Regions from separate parts of the Mus musculus genome. Here regions 1, 2, 3, 5 and 6 are each linked to region 4. A link is a loop called in an ENCODE intact Hi-C map of the cell type or tissue named here. Cell type or tissue: heart. All regions are shown on one strand. Each heading gives the region's core, and the rest is flanking DNA. Links, peaks and the distances in the headings are about the cores only.

Region 1 (5,026 bases), core at 320-4,319, 87 kb before region 4:
CAGTATTCTAACACAATAACTATTTGAAAGAAGTTTTAAAAAACTGAGGGCCATAATTTCATAAACAGCTTATAATTCCTTAAGATTATTTCTCTATTAATGAATTCAATTATTACTTCATATAATACTGCCAGACCACATCGTTTCTCAGCTAGGACATAAAGCTTGATTCAGGTTACAATCTAGTAGGGGGAAACATCCCTTATCTAAACTGCTCATCCACCCACCTAATCATGCAGGACAATCCGTAGAACACAGCCACTATGGGGACCCCTGACCCTCCCCTACTGTGTGCAACAGTCAGAAGATCAGGGCTACTATGGAGCCCTTAAACTTTTCTATGTTCCCTTCCATATCCTAGATAAGTTTTTGCAGTACCTTTTTTTATTAAGTAAAATGTGCCCTCTCCCTTTCTCCATTGTCTAACTGTGAGGGAAAGTCTCTCTCAAGTCTCCTCCCCGCACTGATTTTACCTCTCCCCCATGTCACTGTCATACTGAACTGGCAGGATCAGCACCCAGGAAGTTAACCATACAACAGCAACTACTTGTACACCCTCCCGCCGGGCTCCAGCCCCTGTTCCTGGCAGGTGTGAGGCTTGACATCGTGCACCTACAGCAAAGGCTGTGCCAGTTCTCAAAGGCTGACTCCTGGTCAGGGCTGTCTTATGACATCACACACCCGAGAACTCTCTCACCACACAGGACAGCAACACGGTCACTGTCAGAGAGTCATCCCTCATCCACATGCAAGTTAGAAAACTACAGAAGACAACAAGTACCAATCATGGTGACCTCTACCAAGGATGGCTTTGCTTTGTAATACTTTTTTTTTTCTTTTGGTTTTTCAAGACAGTGTTTCTCTGTATAGACCCTGGCTGTCCTGGAACTCACTCTGTAGACCAGGCTGGCCTCGAACTCAGAAATCTTCCTGCCTATGCCTCCCAAGGGCTGGGATTAAAGGCATGTGCCACCACTGCCAGGCTGTAATACTTTTTTTTTTACTATGATGTATTAATTGCATTTGTCAGTGGCGTTCAGTATGATGCTTTTACACACTCACACACATACTCACATACACACTCACGCACACACGCATGCACACACATGCGCGCATGCACGCGCACACACACACACAAGCACACACGCATGCACACACGCACACACATATGATCAAAGCCACCCTCCCTCAGCCCCACCCTTTACTTTTCACTCCTCTGGTTTGTTTCTCTTGTTTTGTTACAAATCATAATTTTTGCAATCACAGAATATCTTGAAAACATACTTTTTAGAAATTAGTGTGTCATCGTGTGCAAGTGTGTACACACAGTACAACTGTGTGCCACAGATTCCCTTTAATTGTAATTTCTCTAGCTTTCCCATAATTTTATTCGTAACAATTTATATTTTACAGAGGCTCAAAAACTTCAAGTTCCTTTAGCCTTTCACACAACTGATGGATAATGAGACAACACATGTTTCGAACATTGCCTCAACCAAACAAATCAATAAAACATTCTCTATGTGTGAGAGAATCTACAAAGTCTAGATCTACGAAGGTGTTGAAGAAAATGTTTTTGAAAAACATGTTTCATGGGGTGCAACCCTTAGACAAAAAGCCATGGGCAGTTAGTACCACTGAAGAAGGGAGAGCTGGTCTTCCCCAGGGATGAGGCACTAACTGGTTACCCAATAGCAGGAGGTCAGCTCTGAAAACATATACACACGAGCAACAGTAAAGAGACTCAGCAGGTTGTATGTATACAGTTATGTGTATATTTATATGTATATAACCATAGTAAGACAAAGGCAGTCATAAATTTGGAAAAGAGATCATGAAAGGGTTAGAAGAAAGGGGGTGATAATGTAACCATATTTTAATTTGTTGACTTGACACAAGCTGGCAGGGGTCATCTGGGAAAGGGAAACTTCAAAGGAGGAAATGCCTCATATCAGACGGGCCTCTAGGCAAGTCTGCTAGGCATGTGCCTGGTTAATAACTGATATAGGAGGGCTCAGCTCACTGGGGGCAGTGGCACCTCTGGGTGGGTGGTCCTGGAGGAAGTAAGCCAGTAAGTGACACCTCTCCATGGCCTTTGCATCAATCAGTCCCTGCTTTCTTGCAAGCTAACATAGTATTTACATGCTCTGCCACCAGAGCTACACCATAAGAGCACACTGTCAACCTTGGGCTTACGTGCTTGTCAAACATTTCCACGTGGGCCTCCAAATCTTAGTCTGGAAGGAGCGCTAATATGCGGCTAAGCTGACAGTTCAATTGGTCAAGTCCTTTTTCCACTGTGGAGCTTTAAACTGTCTATTTTTGTTGCCATAATAAAAATGTTGCCAAAAAAACTTATTGGCATTTTCTTTCCTGCATCATGAATATTACAGAGGAAACTCATTATGACATTTACTACATTTGGGGGAAAAAAACTAAAGCAACTCAGGTGTCATTTGCAGTCCTAGCTCTAATCTTGACCTCCAACCTAGTCATTTGAACTCTGAGTCCGTTCCACAATTTCTAAACTAAGAACAATGGCACCTGCTTCGGGTCAGTCTGCTGGAAGGTCGGCCAGCCAGGCGGCGCTGAAAGGTGGAGCTCCTCACTCGGAGGGAGTGACTGCTTAGGTGCTATTTGTAGATCAGCTCAAATTCCCATTGGCTCACCTAGCTATTTAAAACTCCAGGGCCTTCAGTGTACTACACAGAGAGTTGGCATGGACATTCTAGAAGTGGTGGCAACTGGGCCCTGAAGAGCAGGGGGGAACATTACACAATAGGGACCCGATGCCATCGATCTAGGTGAGTCCCTGGAAGAGCAGGGGGACATATCACAACAGGGTATGGACCTGATGGCATCGATCTAGGTGAGTCCCCGGAAGAGCAGGGGGGCATATCACAACAGGGTGTGGGCCTGGTGCCATGCCACAGAGAGCAGCACAGGGCTAACGAGGATCAGGGGAATGCTGAGAAGAGCTTGTGTTTGAACTGGGCCTGGAATATGGAACTAGCGCACTTAGACTAGGATAGACCTCATGAGGAGTAGTGGGTAGAGAGGGATGGTGTGGTGTGTTCTGGGAAGGATGGTTAGCTCGGAAGAGAGACTCAGGAGCTCCAAGGAAGGAGAGACCACTGGACCCTAGCTAGGGATGGCCTTGCATTATAATAAAGCTAAGGAGCTTGCACTTCCCTGTACACAAGATCACGTTAACATAGAAACACACTCCCCAAGATGCATGGGTGCGCATGCACTCGCAGCGTGTGCGCACACACACATTCTATGAATCTCGTTTCACTGAAAACATTTTTAAATCACTCTTATCATCTTAGTCTAATTTACACGTAAAATAATTTTATTTCTTTTCTTAACTCCACCTTTCTCCTTAAACAAAATGAAGCTCCCTCCCTTACAGTGGAAACAGACATCATTTTAAAGCTGATGATACGCTTGTCTCTGTCTAGACATCTTACTCCTAGCTATGCATGGAGCACACTTTCTAGCAAGATCCCACAAAAAATGCACAACTCTGCCTTGAGCACCGGAGAGCTAGAACCCTTTGGAGGAATTATGATATCCTGCACACGACCCTCCACCCCAAGTGAGCACTGTCAGCAGAAGTAAAGCTCCCAGGACAGAACTGAGAAGAAAGACTTTCCCTCTGATAGGAGAGCTGGCAACAAGAGGGCTACAAACACAAGGAGCACAGGGACGCACAAGAAAACAGCCTGAGTGTAGAAATATTACACTAGGGATATGCTCTTAGGAATTCCATAATTACTTCTTTGGCTTAAATTTTGTAGGATTTTACTTCTAAAATTATATACTTCTAGCATATAATAAGCCCTTGTAAACATTTTGAGATTTTTTTTTCCTAGCCATGACAAAGATAAGAGACCGTGAAATACGTGACTTCTGAAAAACGCCTTCAGATGTCTGAACTTAACATCAGTGCTGCTTTCTGACAAGGACCAGTTCTGTCAACAAACTTCAAATCCTACTCAGCAAAAGAGTCGGGGTACTGCAGAGTGTATTCACAGCCCACGTACTAACTGGACCACTCAAGAACTATCTACTGACTGATGGACAGACTGACTGACTTTGGAGAGAGCTACATCCAAGAGGGTCTGACTTGAATGAAGCCACAAATCCCTGTACAGAGAAAAGCAAAGGAGAAACCTACAGCCCAGAGAGGAGAAATGACGACAAAGGGCATGAGGACCACTCGGTGTGGGAGCACTGCCTTTAAGGAGGATCACATGGTGTGGGAGCACTGCCTTTAAGGAGGATCACATGGTGTGGGAGCACTGCCTTTAAGGAGGATCACATGGTGTGGGAGCACTGCCTTTAAGGAGGATCACATGGTGTGGGAGCACTGCCTTTAAGGAGGATCACATGGTGTGGGAGCACTGCCTTTAAGGAGGATCACATGGTGTGGGAGCACTGCCTTTAAGGAGGATCACATGGTGTGGGAGCACTGCCTTTAAGGAGGATCACATAGTGTGGGAGCACTGCCTTTCAGCAGATGGAATGGGCACCTGAGCACATCATACAAAAGAATGAGCACGAAGTCTTCCTCACACCACTCACAAGACTGAAGTCAAACTGGGCAGGAACAAAGATAAACTGCAAAACCCTAAAACATAAAAGTGTCATCATCTTCAAGAATCTTTAAATGAGATACTAAAACTAACTAACCAAAGGTGAAAAGGGGATAAATGGGATTTTTATCAAAATCTGTATCTTTTGTACTTCAAAGGATACTATCTAAAGAAGACAGTCTACAGAGTGGGAGAAACTATGTAAAAATCATGACCTTGGATAAAAGTCCTGCTCTCTAGGACAGAGAGCTTCTATGGCTTACAACTAAAAAGCCAACACATTTTCCAATGAGCAAAAGGCGGAGGGATGTAGGGCAGCTGGCCAAGCCAGGCCCAACATGCCTTAGGCTTGCTCCTAGCACCATATACATGTGCACATGTGTGATTCCAGTGTTCAGGAGGTAGTGGTAGGATGAGAGGGTCTA
Region 2 (5,026 bases), core at 290-4,289, 270 kb after region 4:
TCATAGATAAAGTGTTACACAAAAGGGGAGTTACAGTCGGATGTTGATAGTAAGTTCAAAGCGGTGTTTCATTCTATAAGCTCATTATAAGTTCAAAGCAACAACAGTGTCACATGGCCTTGCTTTATCAGAGTGCACACCCGTGACTTCATCCTTGGACCTGACCTAGAATGAATGCTTTTCCTTGATCATAAATCTGTCTGAAGCCTATTTTTCTTCCTGGTGTAATTGTGAAAGCTCATTGCATTCCTTATTATGCACTTTTTACTTACTATTCTATGAGGAGGGGCATACTCTGTTCTTCCTCATTCTGACTTTATTATATCTTTCTGCCAAAACAAATAAGCCATCTCCTTACACTTTCTTCCTAAAATTATTTGAATCAAGTCAGGAATTCTATAAAGTCATTAACTCATCTAAACAGCATGAATTTATGAAAGTTCATCTTTGTGTTGATCTGCAGGAAATTTGCCCAATCAGATAGGCTGATGCCCAGGAATCGTTGGGCTATGTAATAGTGTCAGGAAAGACATATCAGCAGCAAGAAGCAACCCTGGGACGAAGTCTCTGGGGCTGTGCCTCTCCAGAGTGTCTGCATCACAGCCATGCAAAATGGTGGGCCACCTCAAGGAAACTTACTTGCCATATCTTTCCTAGATGGCTTCTGCCAGTTAGTCATTTCCAGTGTTCAAGGGAATGCAGACAGACAGACAGACAGGCAGACAGATGGACAAGAAGGTTAAGTCAAATGTGAGTTCTGAGTTGAGCTGCAGTTCTCAGTGTGAATTCACGGGGCATCTATCTATCTTGTCTATGAGGAGGAATATAGAAGCAAATCATAATATTCTCCACAAAAGACAACAAGATCCTTGGACCACTGGCTAAATCCCAGCGTAAGATGAGGCTGGACCATTCTATTACACCAAATATGTGTGAGCTACCAAAGACTACCAAAGTTACATCCAAAGGATCCAGAAACCATCTCCAGAGGCTCCACTAACCAAACAAGGAACAGAGCATTAAAATACAGAGTGCCTGTCAGCAACTGCAGCCCCTCAGAGTGTCACAGTCCCATGGGTCATCTTCTGAGGGTGACCTGGAGGTATCTGCCAACTATTGCCTGTAACTAGTCTTGCCAAATTTTGTGTGCAATGAAAATGGTTATGAATTCCACTTTAGAACTTCATGTGGGACCTGCTGGGAATGGCCACAGTACCTGTGCCCCAGGAAGAGCAAATGGTGGGGTGGGACTCACCAGTCTGCTTTATCATGGTACACGGAGCTGCAGTGGGAGGTCTCACGCCCAGGCTCCCTGGGATGGCTGACCATCTTTCCCACAGGTGGGCTTTCTAAAGTGGCATTGTCTGGGTTACAGGATTTCTCACAAGCAGCCCCAGGCACCACCTCTAAGGACACAAAGCAGAATCTATATCTCTACGGGACACAGGTGTAGGTTTCATCCACCATCACCTTCACGTGCTCTACTGTTTAGAGCAGCCGTGTGCAGGCAGATTCAGTGACTGGCAAAAGCCCAACACAACAGGGAGTGTCTGTACTCCCAACCCCCACAGGAATGAATCCATTTTCTTGAAAACTACATAGTAAGAGCAAGAATCTTCTGACTCATACCACTGCGAAGTCATATCCTATGTGAGAGGTGACATTTTGTATAATTATTCTACTGATGATGGAAAATAAAGGACGAGAGCCCACAGGATCCCAGGAAGACAAGCAACTTTACCATTTTTTGCATATCAACTGGAAATTCTTTTAAAGATTTGTTTATTTTATGTATATGAGTACACTGTAGCTGTCTTCAGACACACCAGAAGAGGGCATCAGATCCCATTACAGATGGTTTGAGCCACCATGTGGTTGCTGGGAATTGAGCTCGGGACCTCTGGAAGAGCAGTCAGTGTTCTTAACCCCTGAGCCATCACACCAGCCCTCAAGTGAAATTTTAACGGAGTGAGTTTTTTAAATGTTAAAGTCAGTACTTTTTTCCCTCTATTGCTGGGAATTGACCCCAGGGCCTCGCACATGCTAGATGAATGAACCATTACCAAGATATATCCTCAAACACCAAATGGCGAAATTCAGATATCACCGTTCTGAAGACCTCCCGGGAATAAATAATGAATCTAGCCTTCCAGCATCAACAGTTGATGGCTTCAGAGACAATTAGCTTGATGTGCTACGAGTGGAAGGATATGGCGCCATCTAGTGTCCTGTATAGGGATCAAGCATGCATCTGTTCCAACCCCTGAGGTGCAGGAAATGATGAAATACGGAGGAAGACCAAGACACTAAGAAACTGACCAGTGACCCCTGTGGGTCACTGAGTTGTTCTCTGGGTTCTTTAAGGAATTTCTAAGACCTTCTTGGGCAACTTGGAGAGACCCTGTCTCAGAATAAAAAGTGACAGAGGGATCGGAGATATACCGGGGTGGTACAGTACTTTCCTAACATGTGTGTGGCCCTGGGTCCAAATCACAGTTTTAAAACAAAACAAAACAAAACAAAACAAAACAAAACAAAACAAAACACAGAAAGGGCAGGGCTGGAAAGGAACCAACTGGAAAGATACAGTGTGAAGTTACACGAAATGGAGTGGTACAAGCTGAACTATAGATAAGGCTTGCACATGCGGGCGACAAAATGATCGAGAAACAAGGAAGTGGCCTGCAGTCTGCGTCAGGAGAGACCCCTGCCAGAGGAAAGTGGCAGCTTGAAGACGACCCTGGCAGGAGAGGGGTCTCTAGCTCTTTACTAGTGATGTTGCTCGGCGCACTTGCTGTGTGATTACTCGCAGCATCCTACATTGGGGGATTTCTAGGTTGTCTCTTACAGTGAACCAGACTCTGCGACCTCATTTGCTTCCCGCCACTCTTATCCACTTCTAGAGTCCAGCCAAGAACTTAGCATGGTGACTGTTGGGTCTGGTGACCTGCGAGCTGAAAAGGTCACCAATAAACCTGAGGAGAGCAGACACCTACCAGGTCCTTACTAAGTGTCCAACACTTAACATGGAGCCTCGCTCCTGAGGCGTTCCCTCTGGGAAGACTGTGAGAGACACACTTCATCTTTGACCAGGAGCTGTTAGGGCTGTGAAGGAGATTGCCTGGGGTGTTTTGTAACATGTGTGAATACCTAAAACAGCAGTATGGCTTGGCATTTACAGCAAGTGCTTACCCTATAGAGATTCAAAAGAGCCAGCTGTCTTTATGGAAAGGTCTCCCTCTTCCCCTCCTTTTCACCCTCCCCTCCCTTTCCCCTCCCCCTCCCCTCCCCCCCCCCCCCATTTGTTGAGACAGTATTTCTCTCTATAGTCCTAGCTGTCTTGGAATCCACTCTGTAGACCAGTCTGGCCTCAAACTCAGAGATCAGCCTGTCTCTGCCTCCTGAGTGCTACAAATAAAGCATGCCAGATAAGGGCTTTACATCCAACACACACACACACACACACACACACACACACACACACACACACACACACACACACGGGGTTGGGGGGTGGACTATAATATAAAGCTATAACTTCTTAGGAAACACTATTAAGTAATAGACTCCCTGACCCAAAGTTCCAAATCAAGTCATTTTTCTTAACATAAAAGTTTGTTCTCTGCGTTCAGAGAACATCAAACTTCCTTCTGTGTTCTCTGCCAAGAATATTTAAATATAAGGCCCTTTAGGAAATCTGACATGTACTGAATCTGAGATTAGTGCATTGTCCACAAGAGGGCACTAGTTCTCCAGGATGCTCAAAAAAATCATCTGGCCACAGTGTAGCAGCCAAGAACAAAAGCAGCTAACTCAGCGGTCCAAACTGAGCAGAGAGAAGTATAGTCACAAAACTCAAAAGAAACTTAACATTCAAGCGCTGCCTCCCCTATCTTCATGATCCGGCTGCAGCCTGCCACAGACGTGCTCAGTCAACCCCAGCGTGTGCATGCCTGCATGCAAGTGAGCTGAATATAAAATGAAGTCAGATACTTGAAAGCATATGGTTACTTGTTTCAAAGATACTGTATGCCTGGCATGGGGATTCCACCCTGATGTCTGAAGACTCAGCACTCCAATCTGCATGAATTTCTTCCCAGAATGGCAGGCAGAGGGCCAGCTTGAGCCTGACACAAATCCTGTTTGATGGAGATTCCACCCTAGCTTGTCCCGGCACGGGGCCCGGCTTCCTTTTTTAAAGTTTATTTTTGTTTACCAATGAAGACACACCTCATCCACTCAAGTAGCCCCACCCAAGTTTAATCAGATGGCTTTCACGGTCCATCTTTTAAGAAACAGCAAACACCCAGTAATGCAAAGACAGCAAGATCTCCCAAGAGGAGCACTCTCATGCCAGGAAACTCAAGCCTCTTGTTTACTTACTGGGTTTGAAGATTCTGCTATCAACAGTGTCTTAGTTCTGTGTTTCTTTCTTGCAGCAAGCAGTAGTACTCCAGTCTCCCCAGAGGCAGCTTAGGTGGGGCTAAGTGCCACCCCCCCCCCCAGCCCCCACACACTCCTTGTACCAAAGCAGAAGACAGCAGCTTTGGTCAGCAGAGATAATGCATTATAGCACATGATAAAGACCCAGAAACAGACAAATAATCAGGTCACCCAGTTTGCCAAAGCTTTGCTGCTGGGCTGCTGGGTTTCTTAGGGCTGCTCTCACTGTATTACACATTTAATTCGGCATGCCTGTCCAGAGGATATTTTTAGATGCAATTACCTAAAGAGCTTTCGAGTTCTGGAGTATTATCTGCATGGGTATCTCTTGGCCTAAGGAACCTAAAGTATTAAATGAAGTGAGTCTCCTTTAAAGACACCAGGGCATTGGGAAAAGGCTACCTGCATATGGGTACGTGCTTTGGGCATCCTTTCTGATGAAGAGGTATCTCAGGCAAGCGTGGTTCTGCCTCCCCTCTCCCAGCAGAGTCACCCCTTCCCAGGATTAGGAGGGAGACCCATGGAAGGGTGCCTACTGTACATCACTGTACACACGGGCTACCTGGCCGAGCAGGGCTGTCTT
Region 3 (5,026 bases), core at 628-4,627, 120 kb after region 4:
CATTGTAAAGTTGAACAGAGAGGCAGGGTACTTCTTACAGTGGGGCCTTACATACAGATAAACATGGAGGCAGGGTTATTACATACATCTGAACACAGAGGCAGGTTTAACTAATCTTGGTAACCAAGGAGCAGTCTCTCTAGGGGAGTGAGTGGTCTTCAGGCCATAAACGTGCGCAAGGGAGCAAAGCTAGTGAACATTTTCCACACAGACTGTCAAAACTCGCACTCCTCTTCTGGGGGAAACATAGCCACCTCTCTAAGCCTGGAGCTGGGGGGGGGGGGGTGTCTCTGATGAGGCCATGCATGTCAACAACACAGGTTCACTGGGGTCTTCACTCATTCAAGGCTTGCTCAGCTCCCTACATTAGGACTTAATCATGTGGCTAAATCAGGAGAAAACAGAGCCCACATCTGGGGTGACAAATCCTAATATTTTGGTATTATAAACAGTTTCTGGAAAGTTCTTTACAATCCCCCAGAGGCAAGCAACAAGGAGACTCTAATGTCCCGGGGAGCTCAGTTTCGGAACGCTCTTACTACCACAATATAAACATCATATAAACGCAGCTGAATTGGAGCATGACTTCCAGCATGATTTATCCCTGTGCCTTTTAGGAGTTCTTACTAATCACAGTTGGAAACATCCAAGGTCAGATTTAAAACAACTAATGTAAAATGGACATCATACTGACATTAGAGACTTCAGCAAGAAAGAAAAAGAACGCCAGGCGGTGGTGGCACACGCCTTTAATCCCAGCACTAGGGAGGCAGAGGCAGGCGGATCTGAGTTCAAAGCCAGCCTGGTCTACAGAGTGAGTTCCAGGACAGCCAGAGCTATACAGAGAAACCCTGTCTCGAAAAAACCAAAAAAAAAAAAAAAAAAAAAAAAAGAAAAGAAAAAGAAAAGAAAAAGAAAAGAAAGTCCTCAAAACTGGGGAGGGGTATTTCCTTGTGGTAAAACACAGATGCCTTCAGATTATGAAGGAGACGCAAAGCCATCTGGGGATTACAGGCCTACGTTTGTAATTGTTTACCTGCCAAAGCAAGCCAAATCGAAATAGTAATTCACATTCGGAAAGAGGTCAAAAGTTTAACTTTGACCAGACTAACAGTGAACTTTTTCCTGCTCATATATAAAACTAATAGCAATACCTGCGTGAAGAGTTAAGAGCCATTAAATCCCTTTGGCAGTAGGCAACTGCCCTATAAAGAGGGTTAAATAAGAGGGTGAGGCCGGCACATCAATAATTCCTAGTTCCTTTTAGTCGGGTACTTAAATTCTACAAAGAGAAACATGATAACACCAAACACTGGTAACACTGTTGTTTTGAATCTGGTCCTGGGCTCCTTGGGCCATTGCATGCCCAGGTGGCCCGTCTGTTAGTTTAACCACAAAGAAGCCGTTATCAGTTATAATTACAGCTGGGCAATTTTTTTTTTTTCAAATAAATGCCCAACGACCTGATCCTTGTCCACCCTGTGTGACGACCAAAATTAACTAAATTAAGATATTAAAATCTGGGGTCACTCTAGCGACTCGTTGATACTCTGTCGCCAAAAGTGGAAAGAATGACACAAAACTTTGAAGGTAGTTGAAAAAAAAAAACGATCCAAAGGGCAGAGAGTCATTAAGTCCGAATAGACAACGGCGATTGGTAGTAAACCAGGATTGGCCCGCAGAGAGCAGGGTGGGGTGGGGGGTGGGGGAGGCTGGGGTGGGGGGTGGGGCGTCCTACCCTGCCCTTAAAGGCGGGGGTGCGGGGTGGGGTGGGGGTGTCACTGCCATGATCTAAAGGCGGAGTGATCTGGGCGGCTCCTGTTAGCATACTAAGTACAGTGGTGGGGTGCAGCTGAAAAAGGGGAGCGCCGTGCCAAGCAAGTAAAAGGCCCCGGGTTCTAATTCCAGGAGAACCGAAGGGCACTGAACACTTCAGTGGCCAACTCCGCAGCGCGTGCGCCCTGGGGTTCTCGGTCGGGAGCCGCGGATCGGTCCAACTTGCGGGGCTTCTGGATTCGGTTCTAGAACGCTCCGGTTCGGAACCAGGGCGGCGCAGGCCGCCATCAGGGCTCGGGCGCAGCAGTGGGCGCGGGGCCAACCTCACAAGGCCTGGCCAGGCACAACCCCTGCTGCCGCGGCCCCGAAGCCCAGAGGTGCGCGCGTCGGAGCCTCGCTCTTACCATGCTGCGCGAGGCGGCCTCCCTGTTTGAGTCTGGCGCCAACAACCGCGTGGGGTGGGAAGGACCGGAGGAAGTGCAGGGGAGATGCAACGACCCCTGGCGGCCCTGGTAGGACTGCGGGACCCGAGGGAGGAGCCGAGCCTGGGCGGGGCTTGAGAAGATGGGCAGGGCGGTGAGGGGCGCGGCCTGAAATAATGGGCAGGTCCAGTAGGGGAGGAGCCTGAGATGGGCAGGGCCGGACTGAGACCAGATGGACCAGTCTGGGTTGGGCAGCCTGTAGGCAGAAAGGAAAAGTTGGGGCCTGGCGTGGGAGCTGGAGCAGGGAAGGCTTCTGTTCCCTTCCCGTGCCTCTGGGGTTGCAGAGTTGCTTACTACTTAAGTGTTCAATGTAGCTTTTAGTTTTCTTTTTAAAAGGCAACTTTTGAGTCTTCGCTTTTAAGTGTGTTCTTTTAGCTTAAAAAAAAAAATATGGGGCTTTGGCTGCAAGAAACGAGTACATTTAGAAAAGAAATTCTTTTTCTATTTTATTTTATTTTTGTCTTATTTAATTTTATTATTTGGCTTTTTTGGGACAAGGTTTCTCCGTGTAGCCTTGGCTGCCCTGGAGCTCTCTCTGTAAACCAAGCTGGCCTCGAACTCAGTGATTTGCTTGCTGCTGCTCCCTAAATGCTGGGATTAAAGGCGAGCACCAACCTCTAGCCTTAAAAAGTCCTCTGATACAGAGCGGTGAGAGTGTACAGAGTAGTGCAGGTGTTCTGCATTACAAATGAAACGTAAATATTCTAGTGCTGCTGACTGTCAGACCTTAATAAAGAGTATGTGGGAGCTTTCTAAATTATTTCTTGCAACTACTAGTGAATCTGTCTCTCAAAGTTTCACTAAAACCTTTATTTTATAAGATAGGATAAACGTGATTAGCAAAAATCATCCAAAGCATTTACAAAGGAGAGCAATAGTCGGGGATGGGGGTGAGTATGTATCCAAACCTGCTTGCCATGCTCATACCCTGACAACAGGCATATAGCAGAGATGTTCCTGTCAATTATGTGACACAGAGTTTTCATCACATCCACTTTATTAACGCTTTTCTAGAGTTCTTAATTTGCTCTTTATCACAGTTACTTTTTTAAGTTTTTTTTTCAATCCTAGGTTTTCAGGACAGGGCTTCCTGACAGCAAGTCTCTCTCTCTCTCTCTCTCTCTCTCTCTCTCTCTCTCTCTCTCTCTCTCTCTCTCTCCCTTCCCCCTCCTCCTCTTCCTATGTTATTATTATTATTACAATAAAAATAAGTTTATCCAATCAAGTAACAACTATACAAATGCAAGCAATTTTAGTCATTTTCTTTTTGGTCAACCTATATTAGACCTGAAATCTTTACTGAAAGTTCCCAGGTGATGGTGAAGTGTGGTTGGTTGCTCATCTATGCACATAATTTATGTGTTTTAAAGACTGAGGTCAAAGCACAGAGTCAGTCAAATACTTGAGCAAAAAGTCAACCAATTAGAGCTTCTGTTGTACGGTGAACAGACCAGCTGAGAAGTAAAATGAGCTGTGTCAGTCCCTAGAGGCGTGTGGGCTTATGGAAAGAAACAATCTGAGTGCTGTGTGCTCAGCAGGGTGGGTTAGCCGGGGAACCTTGTCTCTAGAAGGCAAGCAGTTTGCTTTATAATCATCTCGCAAATACCTTTTAAATCCATGCTTTAAAGGAACTGGAATCATTCCTAGCTACTTAAAATACAAACTCTTATGAATGAGCCACAAACATCTTTCCCCAACCTTTCAGACTGTGAGCTCTGAGTCTTGTATGCCGTGGGAGGGAATAGCTGAACAGTTAACTACTTTAAAAGCAAGAGTTTCATCTGCAGAAGATGAGAGGTATCATCTTGTCAAAGATGGGGAACCTTCAGAGCTAACTAGCAGGCTACAATCTGGCAGTCTGTCATATTTCAGCCAAACAGGCCCCAGCCAGTTCTCAGACGGAGTGATGTTTCCTTTCTCTTCTCAGTGGTGTTCTTGTCCCCTATGTGGGTGGGTCTGATTTTGTTCCCGATCATTCTGACAGCTAGCATGCCCACACACTTACTCTTGTTTACCTGGTGTCCCCAATCCCCAGGATGTCACCTGTCAATGATGGCTTCCAACCACTCAGCAGCTGGTGGTGCTGGAAGAATGTTGCCATGCTAGTGGAACAGTGGCTGGGGGGACTGGGACCCCAGTGACTCCAGAGTCTACTAGGCTTCTCCCACTCTAGCTTCTAGCACCCCTAGTAGTCTAGAATCTCCTGGAAGCAAGATCCAGGGTCTCTTTGACTCTACTTCCCCAGGGCTGCGGTCACAAACACACCACCATGTCCAACACTTCATATACATTTTCGGGATGGAATTCAGGTCTTCACACCAACAAAGCAAGCCCTTTACTGAGCTGTAAGTGGTGGAGTGAATAGGTATGGCTCCCATCAACCCTGTGACTGAATGCTTGGCCCATAGGGAGTTGCACTATTTTGTGGATGTGGTCTTGTTGGAGGAAGTGTGTCACTATGGAGGTGGGCTTTGAAGTCTCATACATGTTCAAGCTACATCTAGTGTGACACATAGTCTTTTCCTGCTGCCTCCAGCTCAAGATGTAGAACTCTCAGCTTCTTCTCCAGCACTATGTCTGCCATGATGAGAGTGTACTATAAACCTCTGAAACTGTAAGCCAGACCCAGTTAAATATTTTCCTTCACAAGAATTGCCACTGAGCAGTGGTGGTACATGACTTTAATCCCAGTACTTGGGAGGTAGAGGCAGGTGGATTTCTGAGTTCGAGGCCAGCCTGGTCTATAGAGTGAGTTCCAGGACAGCCAG
Region 4 (5,026 bases), core at 521-4,520:
CACCAAGTGCTAAGTGTAGGGTCTCAGTTAAAGTTACAACTGATTTTGGCTTTGAGACTTTTGTTGTTTTTTGTGGGTTTTTTTTTCCCCCGGTTTTGGTTTTTATTTCCTCTCTTTTCAAAACAGATGTATTATTTAGAATCAAGGGTTAAAAATTCATTTGGGAATATACATTTAGGAGAAAGGACTACTTGCTAGCAGGGCTTATTCTCAAAGGGTGGGTCTCCTGGAGCCTGCTGGCCTTCCTGAAAGATCTGGGGAAGTGTCTCTGAAAAATCACCTCTGCCTGTAAGCTGTTATTCATTGGCCCTGGTCAAAATGAATATTCCAAATATCTCAAAGCCAGCACTGTTGCCGCTTCAGTGAGAGGGAGAACAGTAAACCTTGAGACTGCAGAGAAGTTAGAATTCAACATCCTGATTTTAATGCTGCTACCAGCATGGGAAGCAATAAACAATTTAAACAGGCAAGCCTAATGTTCTCTTATCACTGCAAACACACACCCCCCAAATGCATTTGGGGTCTCTACTACACTGCTGGTGAAAACAGTCATCAAGATTATGTTTTCAAAATTATGTGTAAGTGGGTACCTTTTGCAAGTCAGTGAGAATTTCTTGCATAACTGAAACATGCAATTCAAGACAAAAGCTTTGCAGTACCACATCCGTTGCAGCCTGAAGCCCTCTATGCTACAGATTCCCAATAAAACGTTAGCAATTATTTTTCCACATGTAATCATTATATCATCGTAGGGGGGTGAAAAAACCTGAAATTCAGGTTCTTAAGTGGGTGTGTTCTAACAGGAATTAAAGACATTTGGAGAAATTCCAAGATTATACTCCTTTAAAGTCACTTCTTCATCCCAAAGCTACTTAGGCTAATGGCAAAGTACCACTCACTAACATTTATGAAATCAATATTCCCATTGTGTTCAACCCTCCAGCCACTTGCCATCCACACCACACCCGCCTGCTTAGAGACAGCCGTGGAGACCCAGAAGCGAGTCCTCCGCCCACCCTGGCCCACTAACGAGCCAAGGAAGTCGCCACTAGCCAGGCGCAAGGCTGTGAGACACACAACCCTGCTGAGGTGGCCTGGACACCCACCTTCTGAACTTGGGGCGGCCCTGACTCACACCCTGTCACATGGCGCGGGAGCCAGGCTGAAGAGCCACCGTTGCCAGGTGTTCAGGCTCGGCACGACCGTTTATTTGCCTTGCAAAGTGACCCGAGCGCTCCTGTGCCATTGGGGGGAAGGCCGGCAACCTCCAGGCCTCTCCTCCCTCACACGCCCACACCCGCCCTGTCACCGGTCCTCCTCACCTGAGTGGGCAGCAGGAGTTCCCCTTCTTCTGCCTGCCACAGCTCCACCACGTTCGGCAAGGGCTCAAACGCTGCACGGACACCAAAAAAACACACCGCGTTTGTAATGCACGGCAAAGAAACGCTTCCTGTTTCCTCGCCCGTCCCCTCGTGCCAACCGCCTGCCCCCAAACAAGTCTCCTTCTCCCCTCGCAGGGCAGGCCACCCGAGGGGTGAGCCGAGGATGCAAATACAATGCCCAGCCGGACCCCGGGGTCCAGAAGATGAGGGCGTGCGGGCTTGGTCAAGACCAGGGCATGAGGCCGCCGCACCAAGCACGGCGCGACCCCCAAGCCACCGGGCTGGGGGAAACAAAGCTGCAGGAAGCCGGGCGCGGCGAGGCACCCGCGCGCCACACAAAGCGGGGGATGCGCCCGGGGCGCAGGGGCCCGCGCACAAAGGCTCCGGGGCGTGCGCGGCTAGCGGTCCCTGAGCCCCACGCTGCCCGCTCCTGGCCCGGCCTAGAGTCGCCGAGGGGACGCTGCGGTCGCAGGGCTGCAGCAGCCCGTCTTCCCCAGCCGCCCGAGTCCCCTTCCTCCGCGAACCCTCACAGATTTCAACAGTTCCCTAAAAGAAAGGGGGGGCGGGGCGGCGGGGACAGCCAGCCCCGACGACGGGCTGACCTTGTCCCTGAGCCCCTCCCGGACGGCAGCAGGACAGCAGGACCTGGAAGACGCCCAGCAGAAGGTTCACGGCAGCGGCCGTGCGGCGGTAGGCGCCGGACTGCGGGCGCCGGAGCCCCGCCATGCTGGTGCTCGCCGCGCTCGCTCGCAGCGATCTTGTTCTCTTGTTTGGTGGCGCCGCGGCCGCCAGGCCGCGCCCCGGGCCCGCCCCCGCGCCCTGGCCCCGCCCCGCCTCCGGGCCCGCCCCCCGCTGTTGGGCCCGCCCCCGCAGCTGTTGGACTGCTGCTCAGCGCCGGCGCGCCGCTTGCTCCCGAGCGCGTGTGCTCCGCAGATAGAAGGGGATGGAACGCGGCGGGGAGCGGAGGGACGAAGACAATGCGAACGCTCACAGCGCGCAGCACGTGCCCGAGGGCCCCCAGAAGCTTGACTCTGGGGGCTGGGGCTCGCGGCCCACGGGGAGAGGGTGTTGTCGTGAACTTTCATGAGGTTCTCTTTGTCGATGACACCCGGGCCACGGTGGGGGCACTAACCCCCCGGGGGGAGGGGTCCTGGGAATGAATCGTAGCCCAGCGCTTGGCCTTGAACAGGATATTAGTGGAAATATTGCTGTGGTTGTCAGGAAACGCGAGTGCAGCCGCACAGCTACTGCCTGTTATGCAGCGAGGATATCCGGTGGCTGCGAGGTCTGTAATTTAGAATAAAAAGCTCTCCCAACACCCGAGAGGCTGACCTCAGCGCCGCGTGGCGGTAATGCGCTCAGCGCCCTCTGTGGAGACGGTCCAAATCCTGACAGGTGGGAGAGCTTAGGTTAGACCTTCAAGAGCCCTGCAGATGGACCTGCAGAATCAGACTGCAAAAGTGAGCCAGCCACTTGCTAAACGTAGTTGAAGTGGAGGGCACAGATCGCCTGCCAGTTAACAATATTAATAAGTAGTGTAAGTCATACTTGGAAATTTATTTTCTGCCTCTGTTTTTTTTTTTTTTAAGTTGATTTGCTGTGTGCAGCAAACGTAGCTCGTATGAAACTCAGAGACTGTGAGCTTCAGGAAGTGATGGTGTACACCTGTCTGCTTACATTGATCTTCTGTTTAATTGCTTCTGGAGCCTTCCAGTCTAGACTATGGGAAAAAATGTAGTCTCATAGCAGGTCAGATGTTGGTCAAGGACAATATGAATGATGGATGCTCTCTTCATAATACCATACTGTGAACCTAATCTCTTTGTCTGGATGTAACTCTAAATGAGGTTAAACCACCTGATTTCTTTGCCATACTTAACACTTGATAAAAGCAAATGTCCACATGGAAATGTCATTTTGCTTTGTCCAACTTGAGCAGCTCCAATTATTTCTTACTCCCCCCCCCCCCAGATTGCTTGGGTGCATCCCTGGCAAGGATGTCCTGTCCTATCCCATTGGACCCTTTTTTTCCTCTTCATTTCACTTCTCTGGGTTTCTATTTGCCCCTCGGATACTGAAATTCCCTCACTGCATTCAAGGGTCTCAGAAAATCGATGGTATGTCCCGGCTATCGCATGCAAAGCTCTTGGTTCAGGTCACAGTACCACAAAACCAACACATGTTTCAGCCCACACTAGGTGTTTCAGTTTTTACTATTTATTATGTAAATATTAAATGTTAATTTTAATGTTAATTAATTTTAAACCCATACTAAGAAAACAAGCAAATATTGACAGGTATAATTTAAAAGTCATGATGCAAAACTCCACCGATTTTTAAATTATTTTACCTTTTTACTAATAAAATCTCACATTAAAAAAGTATCACACTCTCAAAGAGAACTACTTAAAAGACTGAGGAATATTACCGTAGGCCATATTTGAGTCTGCTCTCATTTATTCTCCTACCAAAGGTTTTCCAGGGCAGACTGCTACTTCCGTGTTGGGTTCTTTACAAAGTGGGTAACTGACCGTTATTCACGAAGCCAGAAGCGTGTATCTGCAGTGCCACGAGACTGGAGAAGGATCCAGGACCACACAGCTGTCTTCTTAGATAAATCTGACCCACTTGGCCTTCTCTGGAGGGATGTTTCGTGCTGACTCACGAGCAACAGGAAGGTATGGTCCAATAAGCAGCTCCCATGTTTCAAGGTAAAATTGTTTTCCAAAGACAGCACCTATGTATTTGTGCTGTGTTCCTGCTATCCCTGTTAATGACAGAGCCACAGACTGTTAGAGCTGAGAAATTGAGGAAAATCTTTATTCTTTTTATTTAGCTTCTGTTGTTGTTGTTAAATCTATGTCATAAACTAAAAACAAAAAGCAAAACACAGTAACAAAAAGCTCACCCTCAACTCTGTCTAGTGGCCCAGGCCTATGAACTCTGGTTAACAGTGCTGAGGCAGGAGAATAGAGAACTCTCCAGGCCATCCTAGGGGCAGCAGAGGACATGTAAAGACCACCTAGGCAACTTTATGAGACTCTACCTCAACATTGAAAAGGAAAAGAAGGCTGGGGATGTAGCTCAGTAGCGCCACCCTTGCCCCATTCACAAGACCCTGGCTTTGATCCTCAGCACCACAAAACCACAATGACAATATCAGTTCTTATTTTAAAACATCCATGATGTTAACAATGTTTTTTAACTTTTTTTTTTTAGAGTACAGATGAAAAGCGAGTCTATACACAAATTGTATCTTGACACATCCTATATAAATTTGACTCAAATGGTAAACCCAACAACCCTAATCTAGAGAAGACTAGCCATGCTAAGTCCCAGGAAGTACTGTGGAGATGAGGTGAGATAAGGCATGCTAAACATCTGCCATTAGGTACTCAAGAAATGCTAGAAATTGTACTACAATTTATTCCCATTGTGGAGGTGTGGCATACCTATAAAGTGTTAAATTTGATACTAATAGGCAAATGTGTGAATTAGCTGTTGATTAACATTTCATTTATCATTCCAACCTTGGAATAATTCCTATACATGGAGCAACCTTCTGCTGGCCCATCAATCAGTCTTAGGCCTCACCCCAATGAAATAAGACCAAGAGTTTCACTAAGCCACTGGTATCTAAGCTT
Region 5 (5,026 bases), core at 642-4,641, 93 kb before region 4:
AGCCAGAGTCTGAGCACTGGGAAAGCTTGCTTAACTATGTATGAGTACCTGATGCCAGGCGAGCCACGGCTAAGCAGAATCACTTCCCTAAACCTAAGGATGCATTTTAGGGATCAGGCTATGACTCAAAGGGAAAGCAGAGGATTTTTGATATTTAGGGACCTGGACCCACTGATTCATCCCTCAGTACTAAAATGAATTACTTTGGTTCTCATTCATACCAACTGAAGTGCAGAAAAAAATAATAAAGTATATTACATGTTTAAGTATAGTACAAAGTATTCAAGATGCCTTGAGCATATACGTGAAATCCAACAAAGACTTACAAAATTACTGCTAGTAAATAATATTCTACTCTGTCTAAAGCAGAGCAGTGCTATGAGGTTGCCAGGGCAGCCTGCTGGCTACATCTGCCCCACTGATCTTCAAGGGCCATTGTGATCTGGCTGGTGAATGGTTAAGGAGTCTGTTCTCCCTCCGTGCGCCCTCCTGAAGCTGCGCATGCGATACACAGTAGCACTGTATAGACAGAGACCATTTCTCATTCAAGATATGGACCAGAGAGAGAAGAATCACTCTTCAGCCAAGAGTACATGGGTATCCATACTCCCAATACAAACTCCAAACAACCTCTCAAAGTAAAACTATGAACAAATCCCTGCACCAAAGACATGAAACAGCCTGCTTCTCTCTATTTCCCTGCTTCTGTCTCCCGACCATCAGTCATGGTTGATCTGGGTGCTGCGTTTCTTACACTTTCGTCCTCCACCCAAGGGAGCTCTGCAACAAGCTGGGCACCTTGCTGCACATGGAGGTCCTAAACCACTCATCATCTTAGCACCACCAGCAGCCCTGGCATTATTCACACCTGAGAAGTCCACTTCACTTCACCGTCTGAGCCTCCATTATAGCCAGTTACACTGGCCTCCTCCATCCCCCCAAACCATGCAGCTCTAGGATGGTGAACCGTGTCCCCAGCCTAACTCCAGTCTTCTGCCTGTTTCTGCGAATGAGGCTTTCCTGGAACACAGCTGGGCACTTTACTTTCTGCACTTTGTCAGCTCTGCACCATATTGATGCTGAGTGCCAGCCTCGCTGAGTACAGAGCCTAAATAAATAACTACACTAGCCACAGTAATTGAGAGAGAAACTTGCGGTGTGCTAACTTCCTCCCTGTACCCTTTCCACTCCACTCTCCCTCCACAAAGGGTGAGTTCACAAGCCAGACACGATGGCCGGCACCTACCATGTGGAGGTGGAGGCAAGAGAACTGCAAGATCAAGGCCCCCATGTCCACACTGGCTACACTGCTCTAGTTGGTATCTTTGAAACTGCTGTTCCTGTAGAGTGAACCCACTTGCTAGCCTGCCTACCACCATCCCCTACTTGCTATCTAATTTGCCTCAGCGTAAATACCCTCAGAAGCCATACCTGAGCAGCCACCCATCACTACACAGGGACACCTGCTACCTAACTCTTTCTAACGTTCCTCACTTGCACGGTAACAATTTGGTCAGGTCTACCTTCTTCAGTAGATCATAAGCACTCAACTCCATGTTCTGCCTAAGGAGGGAGTTGATATATGGCTGGCGAACTGACAGAGGGTGTGCAGTCCACAGACACCACACAACTGGGAAAACATGTGCACAGATGAAGAGCTGCTTGGAACTAGGTTTTTGGTTAAAATAGTTTCCTTCCCTCTAACTTTTCTCTGAATGGATAAATAATGTTGAGCGTTCAGAATGACAATTTAAACATAATTAAGAACACAGTGACCTCATATGATTTACAAGCTGATGTTGTTATTCTTGGTAAGTTTTCACATAGATGATTTTTATAATCTGCCAAATTAAGCAAGATTTGTGTGCTCAGTAAAAGCATAACATAAAGAAACCACTCAAGATTCTGTGCTTCTCTATTCTAGGGGCTTAAAAAAGGAAATGTTTAACTCTGGAATATTCTCTCTCACATACCATTAGCTCTTTTAAGGGTGGGACTTGTGTCTAAATACAAAATTCACTTATGTCTTAAATGCTTTATACATATAGCCTGGACATAATTTCACAAATTATTTTTGTATTAGATATTTTCTTTATTTACATTTCAAATGTTATCCCCTTTCCTGGTTTCCCCTCTGAAAACCCCCTATCCCATCCCCCCTCCTCCTGCTCACCAACCCACCCACTCCTGCTTCCTAGCCCTGGCATTTGCCTATGCTGGGGCACAGAGCCTTCACAGGACCAAGGGCCTCTCCTCCCATTGATGACCGACTAGGCCATCCTCTGCTACATATGCAGCTAGAGCCATGAGTCCCACCATTTGTTTTCTTTGGTTGGTCATACATTTTTAAAGTAATTCTGCCAATGAAAAACATTTGTGTATATTGAACTATCACGTTTGTGGTGTCCTGTTGGGGCTCAAGATTTTTCAATCTTTAGAGTACTATTAATTTTATAAGTTATGATTTAGGGAGACTCAAACTGTAATTTCCTTCTGATAGATTATATTTCAGAACCCCACAAGGGGGAGCTGGAGTATGTCTACACTGCCTGTGAACTGTGTGGATTTGTCAAAAGAAAATTGAAAAGTTGACAGCTCTTTCTCACAATCTTAACTTTAACAGAGAAACTTTTACCAAAATACAAACTATCTGGAACAACAATGAAAATACTGCAAATTCCACTGAAAGAACCCAAAAGAGCAAGCAAAACAGGAAGACTGTCCCCTCCTACCCCAGAGTGCCTGAGCAATTGAGAAAACCAACCAACCAACTAACCAACCAATTCTATATGTTTGAAACGTGCCATTTTACTTTAATAACCTAGAGTATAACATATATTAAGTCTTTACTTAAAGAATGGTAATATTATCGCTTTTAGACATGGAGGAAATGTAGCGTGGAGGGCCAGTGACTTATCAAAGGTCCTAGGGCCAGCCAGCTAGTGGGAGAAGTTATTTTTGTAAACCAGAATTAGCAGAGCTTATTCTTCCTAGGTACATAGAACTTTGGCAGCACAGACGTAAGATTTTAAAAGCCATTTCAAGATACAGCACTCAAGAAAGCAGAAATGCTTTAAGCTACTTTTGTATAGAGCCTGGTGGTTTGTGGTAAAAGGAGAATACGGAACTGGGAGCTGGGATCTGAGAAGTCATCTCCTTCCACTGGCTAAGACATTTAAGAACAACGTGTGAAGTTCTGAGACTGTGTGATGAAATAGGAAATAAAGTGGTGAAGCCCTAAGTCATTTTGATGACTTGTATCAACAACAGCCAGGCACCAGATGAGAGTCAGTCCACAGAATCCCCAGGAGAGTCCGCAGAATCACCCAGACCACATGAACAAAGTACTTGAAACTAGGTTTCCAATGAAAAGCCCCAACTTTACAACCTATTCTTCTTAGCTGCTTTTCACAGCCTCAGATGCTAAATCTTTTATGTCAGCATGCCCTATCAGTAGGAACACAAGCTCTGGACAGGCCATGGGATAGTCCAGCTGGCAGCCCAAACACATGAGGCTGTAACAACTAAGTCTGCACAGCCATGGCCTTGGACAACATGAGAGCTAACCTGGGCCCTGACCTTTGCGCACTCTCAGATGCTACAGCCGTCGTTCAATGTTTGATGACAGCTCAGCTCAGTTATCAGGAAGGGCAGCATGGCTGCGTCTCCCTGGTATTAAACAGTAATTCTGTTTCAATCCTCATCACTACCTTCTGCCCTCCCATGGAGGAAGAGGAAAAAAACAAAAACAAACAAACAAAAAACTTACTTATATTTCCAGATACACTCACAAAACATATGAACAAATGAAGAGCTGCTTGGACTTAGTTTTTTGTTTTGTTCTCAAGAAAGAGGGTTAATCCTTATCATTTCAAAACCAAACCCCAGCCATCCCCTCGTTACTGTTAAGACCCTACCTCCATCCTTAGGAGAGAGTTACTGAATTCACTCTGGCTAGAGTGAGACACATGTGCAAACTACTGGGCACAGAGGAGGGGAGAGGGGCAGTTTACTTCTATGTATTCACTCACAATTAACACACTTCCTTAGTTTAGTTCCACAATAATTTGGATGTTTGTGGAAAGTGGCTCTCCCACACTGCAGCTGTGAGGAGGGACTCCTCTTCCTCACTCCTTCAGTTTCTAAGGGAAATATGTTGTTCCTAAAATACTTTAAATTCTTTTCATCTAATGTAACAATCAGTTCAAAGCCCAAAGGTGGGGGGATGATAACCACATGCCCCCCCCCCTCACCCAGCATACTTGCCAGAAACCTTGAAGGACAAATGCAAGCAATCTAGAGTGAGGTAACCTCTAGGTAATGAGGTGGATCTACCCAAATGCAAGTGGCCCCATTATGCAAACAATTTGGCCTTCCCACTTGAAGGGGTTTCTGGCTCCGCTAGCTGTTTCTCCAGTCTTTGCTCCCTGGCCAACACAAGGTTAACAACTCTGTTTTGTCCTTCCACGCTGGCTCACCAGAATACACTGCTTTTGCCTTGACAGGGCTCAGCATGCTGGGAACCAAGTGTTCACAGGCTGGAAACACCACTCGAAGTCATTCTCTCCTCTTCCTTTCAGTTTGTTTAAAAGTTGGGGGTGGGCATGCGTGTGTGCTGGCCTGGGGCACATGTGTGAGAACCAGAGGTAGACAGCAGGTGCCTGTCCTGTCACCCCACCTTATTCCTCTGAGACAGTCACACACTGTATCTAGAGCTATGCCGGCTGTCAGCAAGCCATCTGCCTGTCTCCATCTTGGTACAGCAGAGGGTTACAACCATTTGTGATGCTGGGGATTTGACCTCAGTTCCTCCAGCTTATGCAGCAAACATACTTACTGGCTATTTTAAGTGAAAAAGAGCTGAGAGCCTAGCTCATAGTGGGAGTGGTCAAAGCCAAAAACACTGGAAGCAAAGCACTTCCCCTGCAATGTAAAGAGTTTGCTCCAAGAAGAAACAGAGCACAAGGCTGATGGCTCCCTAATCTGGGCTCTTGCACCCCTCAGGAATCTGCTGAGGGTAGCTCTT
Region 6 (5,026 bases), core at 455-4,454, 83 kb after region 4:
TAAACATTAAGAAAATTTCAAGCACAGTGAGAAAAAATTACCAATAATATTTCCATGATGTTTGCAGAACATGATTTTAATATTTTCAGCTATAAATATCTAACAAATAGATTACTTATTTTAAGATATATATCATTGTTATGTGTCCCTTTTCTTTTCTGATTTCGTTAATTTGGATACTGCCTCTGTGCCTTCTTGTTAGTCTGGCTAAGGGTTTATCTATCTTACTGATTTTCTCAAAGAACCAGCTCCTGGTTTGGTTGATTCTTTGTATAGTTCTTTTTGTTTCCACTTGGTTGATTTCAGCTCTGAGTATGATTATTTTCTGCCTTCTACTCCTCTAGGGTGAATTTGCTTCTTTTTGTTCTAGAGCTTTCAGGTGTGCTGTCAAGTTGTTAGTGTAAGCTCTCTTCAGTTTCTTTTTGGAGGCACTTAGAGCGATGAGTTTTCCTCTTACCACTGCTTTGTGTCCTATAAGTTTGGGTATGATGTGTCTTCATTTTCATTAAATTCTAAAAAGCCTTTAATTTCTTTCTTTACTTCTTCCTTGACCAAGTTATTATTGAGCAGAGGGATTTTCAGCTTCCATGTGTATGTGTGCTTTCCGTTGTTTTTGTTGGTATTTAAGACCAGCCTTAGCCCATGGTGATCTGACAGGGTGCATGGGATTATTTCAATCTTCTTGTATCTGTTGAGGCCTGTTTTATGACCAATTATATGGTCAATTTTGGAGAACGTACCATGAGGTTCTGAGAAGAAGGTATATTCTTTTGCTTTAGGAGGAAATGTTCTATAAACATCTGTTAGATCCATTTGTTCAAAACTTCTGTTAGTTTCACGGTGTCTCTGTTTAGTTTCTGTTTCTGTTAGGCCCTGGTGTGACCAAGCTCCTGGGATCCTAGGAACCTGTGATCCTGTGGTCCTGGGTGTGTTAGAGCCCCTGGGAGTGGAGCTTCTTCTGGGTGTTCTGGGACTGACTGTGTGAGTTAGCGCCCAAGTTCTGCTCAGGGCATCTCTGATCCTATGACCCTGGGTATGTTAGAGAGTCTGGGAGTGGCTTATTTTACTTAGAATGTCTCAAGGATCATCTATGCTGTAGCACTTACCACCTTCCACCTGGAGACAGGGCCTCTTTGTTTACTTCTGCATCTGCTGGGCAGATGTCCAGGAGCTTCCAGGGACAGCCTCTGCCTATCAGTGCTGTGGGTATTTGGGGATCACAGTTATGTGCTATCTCATCCAGTTTTTCATGTGTTCTGGAGATTTGAACTCAGGTCCTTATGAATAGATGGCAAGTGCCTTATACCCTGAGCCACCCAACCCCTTGGACTGATTTCAGTTATTGATATTTAATAAATCTTCACATTTTTATGAATCAAGTTTTTTCCTTGTAGTGCTGAGAATTGAACCTAGACCCTTAAGTATGCTAAATATGCAATCTAAAGCTAGCTATACCCTCAACCCATACGTGTTTTTCATTGTTAAATACTTATGTATTATGTATTGCTCATGCTGTCTGTGAGTGGTCATGCACATCGCAGGTGTGTACAGAGATCTGCTGATAATTCTGTGGAGACAGTGTTCACATCCAACCCTCACATGCGTTCCATTTAGGCTTCTCCACACAGCCTTACTCTCTTGTCTATTCCTAGCAACACCAATGTTCAACTACAGCAACATTGTATTTGTTCAGTTTTCTGACAGGCACAAATCTTACTTACTAAGAAAGAAAAGCTTAGTGATGATACTGCAAGCAGCGACAGGCCACTGTCAATTGCTGGTATCTCCACTCAACTATATTTTTAGTCCTTTATTGGTTTCCTTATTACATGAACTAAAAATTATTGATAAAAATCAAGCGGCTATTGGTCATCATCAATTAGCTAGACAGACACAAACTGACGTTTTTACAATGGGCATCCTCAAAGTGTATGCTGCCCCATTGTCCTAGGAAGTGTGTTGTACTTTTCTTCATTTGTTTGTTAAGATTTAAATTTGGTTTGGGTGCTACTAGATGACAGGCAATGATGCCAGTGAGACTACCACTGAAGTATCTTGAAGTGTTAAAGGTTAGTCAACATGTAAATGTATAGCCTTGAAAATATGAAAATCAGCAAATTTCAAAGTTGAGACTGTTTTATATCTAGTCTAAAATTAAGTTGGTTAGAAAAAAATTATAATGTAGGCAAGTCATGGTTATAAATCAATATAAATACTAGGGAACTGATAGACTCTGTATCTGAATGTGATCAAGTGAAATCATTAAGTCTGAACCATGCATGCCCTGAGTCAAAAGCTCACTTTAAACACAAATGCAGCTGACAGGGTTAATTTTTATGAAATGGCTATAAAATACAGAGCAGCTGGAGTTGCTACTAGAATGTAAATACTAAAATTTATAAAATACTGATGGCCTTTTGGGGCAAATATTGCAAACAAACTGAAATGAGGGTTTTTAATGGCATGCATGGTTTTTGACACTCTGCCACCACCTGGTGGCAGGGCATTAAGGTCTGGCTATTGTGGACTGGGTCTTTTCCAGACTGGTTGATTTATATTTGTCTAGAATGATGCTCACAAGCCTGTATCTCCTGGGAAACACAGAATAGTGTTTGGAGCAGGGACTATGGAATTCGATAACTAGTACAGGGTCACCCTTTTCAACCACACCATGAAGCTCCGACGGCAAAGAAGAGTAATTTCTAGGGAAGTCTGGAAGCCTAGCCTGAAGAGCAAAGCACACAAGAGCAAAGCAAATGGTAAACTTTTTTTTCTAAATCTCTGACAACTTAAAACTAGCATCAAATGCATGCATTTCAACAGCTTTAACCATTGACTGTTTTTCAATTATTTCAAATTGTTTATCAATAAAATACATGCATATTTCCTTCTCCCATCTCTAATATTCCAGTCACCCTATCTCTGCAAACAGTATTTAACTCTTTGGTATCTGACACAACAAGAGATAGAAATAATATTCAACTTAAAAGCACATCTTCATTTGAGGTGGAGGGACAGAGGCTTGCTGCATTGTCCAGGGTGGCCTCTAAATACCCTCCTACCTCAGCCTTCCGAGCAGCTAGGATGCCCGGCTTAAAAGGCTTTAAATACATATGGATGTTATTTGGCAGAATCTCTTAGTTGCTCCTACAAAGCCTTTCACTATTAACAGAGCTCCAATTTCTGTTCAGTCTAGAGTGGTAATGTGCTCTGAAAGAACAGGATGCTCCCAGAACAATCTTTCAGTATAAGCCTGTCAACTCAGACTCTGCCAATGAGACCGAAACAGACGCCTGCCTGGGCAAAGGGGCATGCTGACATTTTCCTCTTATATAAAAGATTCGGGGGGGGGGGGGTGGAGTGGGGATGAACAGGGAGGAAGAGGAAGAGAGGGAGAGACAGAGACAAAGAGAGGGGTGGGGTGGGAGGGGATGGGAAGTCTATTTTCTGGGCACTGTTGAGAGAGGACTTAGGAGTCTCAGTAAGTACTTAGAACCAAACAGGGAAAGTCAAATGTCAAAGGCAGTCTAGATAAAGTGTAGTGCAATTAGCCACCCTTGAGAAGGCTACCTCTAGATTCTTACCTCTGATAATGAATCCCTATTATGGAAGCCAATTTGAATTCCTTTTCTCCCATTTGTTTACTCATACATAAGAATGTCAGCAATAGAGCAAGAGAGGAGAGGGAGACATCTCAGACATTAAGATGCTGTACTGCTCTTCCTCAAGACCCAAGCTGCCTATAACTCCAGCTCCAGGAGACCTGACCCAATCACACCCATATACAAAGAATTAAAAGTAAAAATGCTATATGCTTTAAGAATGTTAATAGTATTTGGTTTTAAGTGAGTTATATACAAATTTATTTTGGAAAAATGCCAATGTGACTATTTTTAAAATATCAGGGCAATGTGAACTTCTGTAGCTTGGAAAATTCTTGCTTGCCAATGTCTCTCAGAGACAGATCTGAAGTAAGCTAACTGGGTAGAAAAAAATAGATGCATAACCTGTAAGACAGACACTACAAATATACTAACCAAGTTGTCTGTTTCTAAGTGCCTGGTGAGAGGGTTCTTAAGGCTAAGGAATGTCAGCTGGGCTCTTCAGAGACTCCATGCAGGTGTATTTAACCAGGAAAAAAGAACCTGTTGACACCAGCAGAGGTCTACACAAGCTGCAATGCAATTTGCAAGCTGAGATTATCTCAGGCAACCAGAATGAATTCAAACTTGAGAGGGCACTCTGTGGCAGTGCATACAGTCTTAATTTGCTGAAGTGACACCATAAACTTGGACAGAATTTACTAAAGTGTGTTTCATGGAACACTAATAGCTCAAGGAAACTGGATAAGGAAGACTTGCATATTTAAAGGCTCCAAGAATTCAAACTAGCTACTTGTGTGAACCCAGGGTTCCAAATTCTTTTGATTACAGAACCTCCTTTTCAGTAACACATTGCATCTGTTACTCAGAATCCTGTCAAGTATAATTCAGGCAAAATGGTAGAAAAATGAAATGATGAAGTTAAAAATACACACTTAATTGTTCCCACATAACATTCATTCCCAAAGCTAAGTTTTTTTTTTTTTTTTTTTTTAAAGTCAATATTACACCAGTGTTCCAATAATCCTGACTGTTTGGTGGAAATCATTTTCACTGCCATATGTTATCAGGCAGAAGGAAAGGGACTGTAGGGCAGGGCAAGACTCTTAGGCCAAGTGCTCAGCACTTAGGACTGAGCCCAGGCTCTGCTGAAGTCAGGCAGGGGCGCAGTGATTAATGTGTTTGTTCAGCACTTCGCAGATCTCTCTGCAGCTCAGTCACTGTGGTACATGCTACCAACAAAAGATGAGCAAGCTATAGTCCCTCCCCTGAAAGACTGCTTGCTGTGGTGGTTCTAACTCCACAAAGGCTTCTTCGTGCTACAGAGGAAGTGTGAATACAGTCTCTGTGGTGGTGACTGCTGTTGACTGTTGACCACAGGAAGAACGACTGTAAACCCTTTCCCCCTCAAGTTACTTATTTCA

What was found. Hi-C counts contacts between places; a loop is a spot of excess contacts. Peaks named below come from ENCODE experiments on the same cell type or tissue, not always from the same donor. Only the 100,000 strongest peaks of a DNase experiment are listed, where the experiment ranks them.
Region 1: it touches region 4 in a loop (5-fold over the local background); 17 of 42 quality-filtered maps call a loop at or near these places.
Region 2: a loop joins it to region 4, with 3 times the contacts of the local background. A loop is called at or near these places in 3 of 42 quality-filtered maps.
Region 3: it touches region 4 in a loop (2.6-fold over the local background); 11 of 42 quality-filtered maps call a loop at or near these places.
Region 5: a loop joins it to region 4, with 6 times the contacts of the local background. A loop is called at or near these places in 17 of 42 quality-filtered maps.
Region 6: it touches region 4 in a loop (2.5-fold over the local background); 11 of 42 quality-filtered maps call a loop at or near these places.

The regions. Positions count from the first base shown.
Region 1 is chr3:83,951,453-83,956,478 of GRCm38, forward strand. All of the region lies in intron 7 of Tmem131l (transmembrane 131 like), which reads right to left. Among named protein-coding and RNA genes, the nearest start is that of Tmem131l, 86 kb to the right of the region's middle. In heart, for the core only: a CTCF peak has its summit at 2,563; a DNase peak (open chromatin) is centred at 2,609.
Region 2 is chr3:84,310,980-84,316,005 of GRCm38, forward strand. No RefSeq gene overlaps it. Among named protein-coding and RNA genes, the nearest start is that of Trim2, 54 kb to the left of the region's middle. In heart, for the core only: CTCF peaks have their summits at 2,241 (motif pointing left) and 3,737 (motif pointing right); DNase peaks (open chromatin) are centred at 2,252 and 3,802; H3K4me3 peaks cover 265 bases; H3K27ac peaks cover 494 bases.
Region 3 is chr3:84,153,482-84,158,507 of GRCm38, forward strand. Mnd1 (meiotic nuclear divisions 1) reads right to left here and starts at 2,305. Exons shown (of 8, transcript NM_029797.3): 1 at 2,181-2,305. The coding sequence starts at 2,183. In heart, for the core only: no CTCF peak of the experiment used is centred there; a DNase peak (open chromatin) is centred at 2,330; H3K4me3 peaks cover 1,476 bases; H3K27ac peaks cover 922 bases.
Region 4 is chr3:84,037,993-84,043,018 of GRCm38, forward strand. It overlaps Tmem131l (transmembrane 131 like), which reads right to left and starts at 2,169. Exons shown (of 35, transcript NM_172681.4): 1 at 1,985-2,169; 2 at 1,323-1,393. The coding sequence starts at 2,108. Gm30352 (a long non-coding RNA gene) reads left to right here and starts at 2,229. Exons shown (of 4, transcript XR_867387.3): 1 at 2,229-2,919; 2 at 3,856-4,060. In heart, for the core only: CTCF peaks have their summits at 2,088 and 2,739; DNase peaks (open chromatin) are centred at 1,359, 2,329 and 2,689; H3K4me3 peaks cover 2,543 bases; H3K27ac peaks cover 2,088 bases.
Region 5 is chr3:83,944,508-83,949,533 of GRCm38, forward strand. The region is part of intron 7 of Tmem131l (transmembrane 131 like); the gene reads right to left. Among named protein-coding and RNA genes, the nearest start is that of Tmem131l, 93 kb to the right of the region's middle. In heart, for the core only: a CTCF peak has its summit at 2,518 (motif pointing right); no DNase peak of the experiment used is centred there.
Region 6 is chr3:84,121,164-84,126,189 of GRCm38, forward strand. All of the region lies in intron 4 of Mnd1 (meiotic nuclear divisions 1), which reads right to left. Among named protein-coding and RNA genes, the nearest start is that of Mnd1, 32 kb to the right of the region's middle. In heart, for the core only: a CTCF peak has its summit at 2,492 (motif pointing left); no DNase peak of the experiment used is centred there.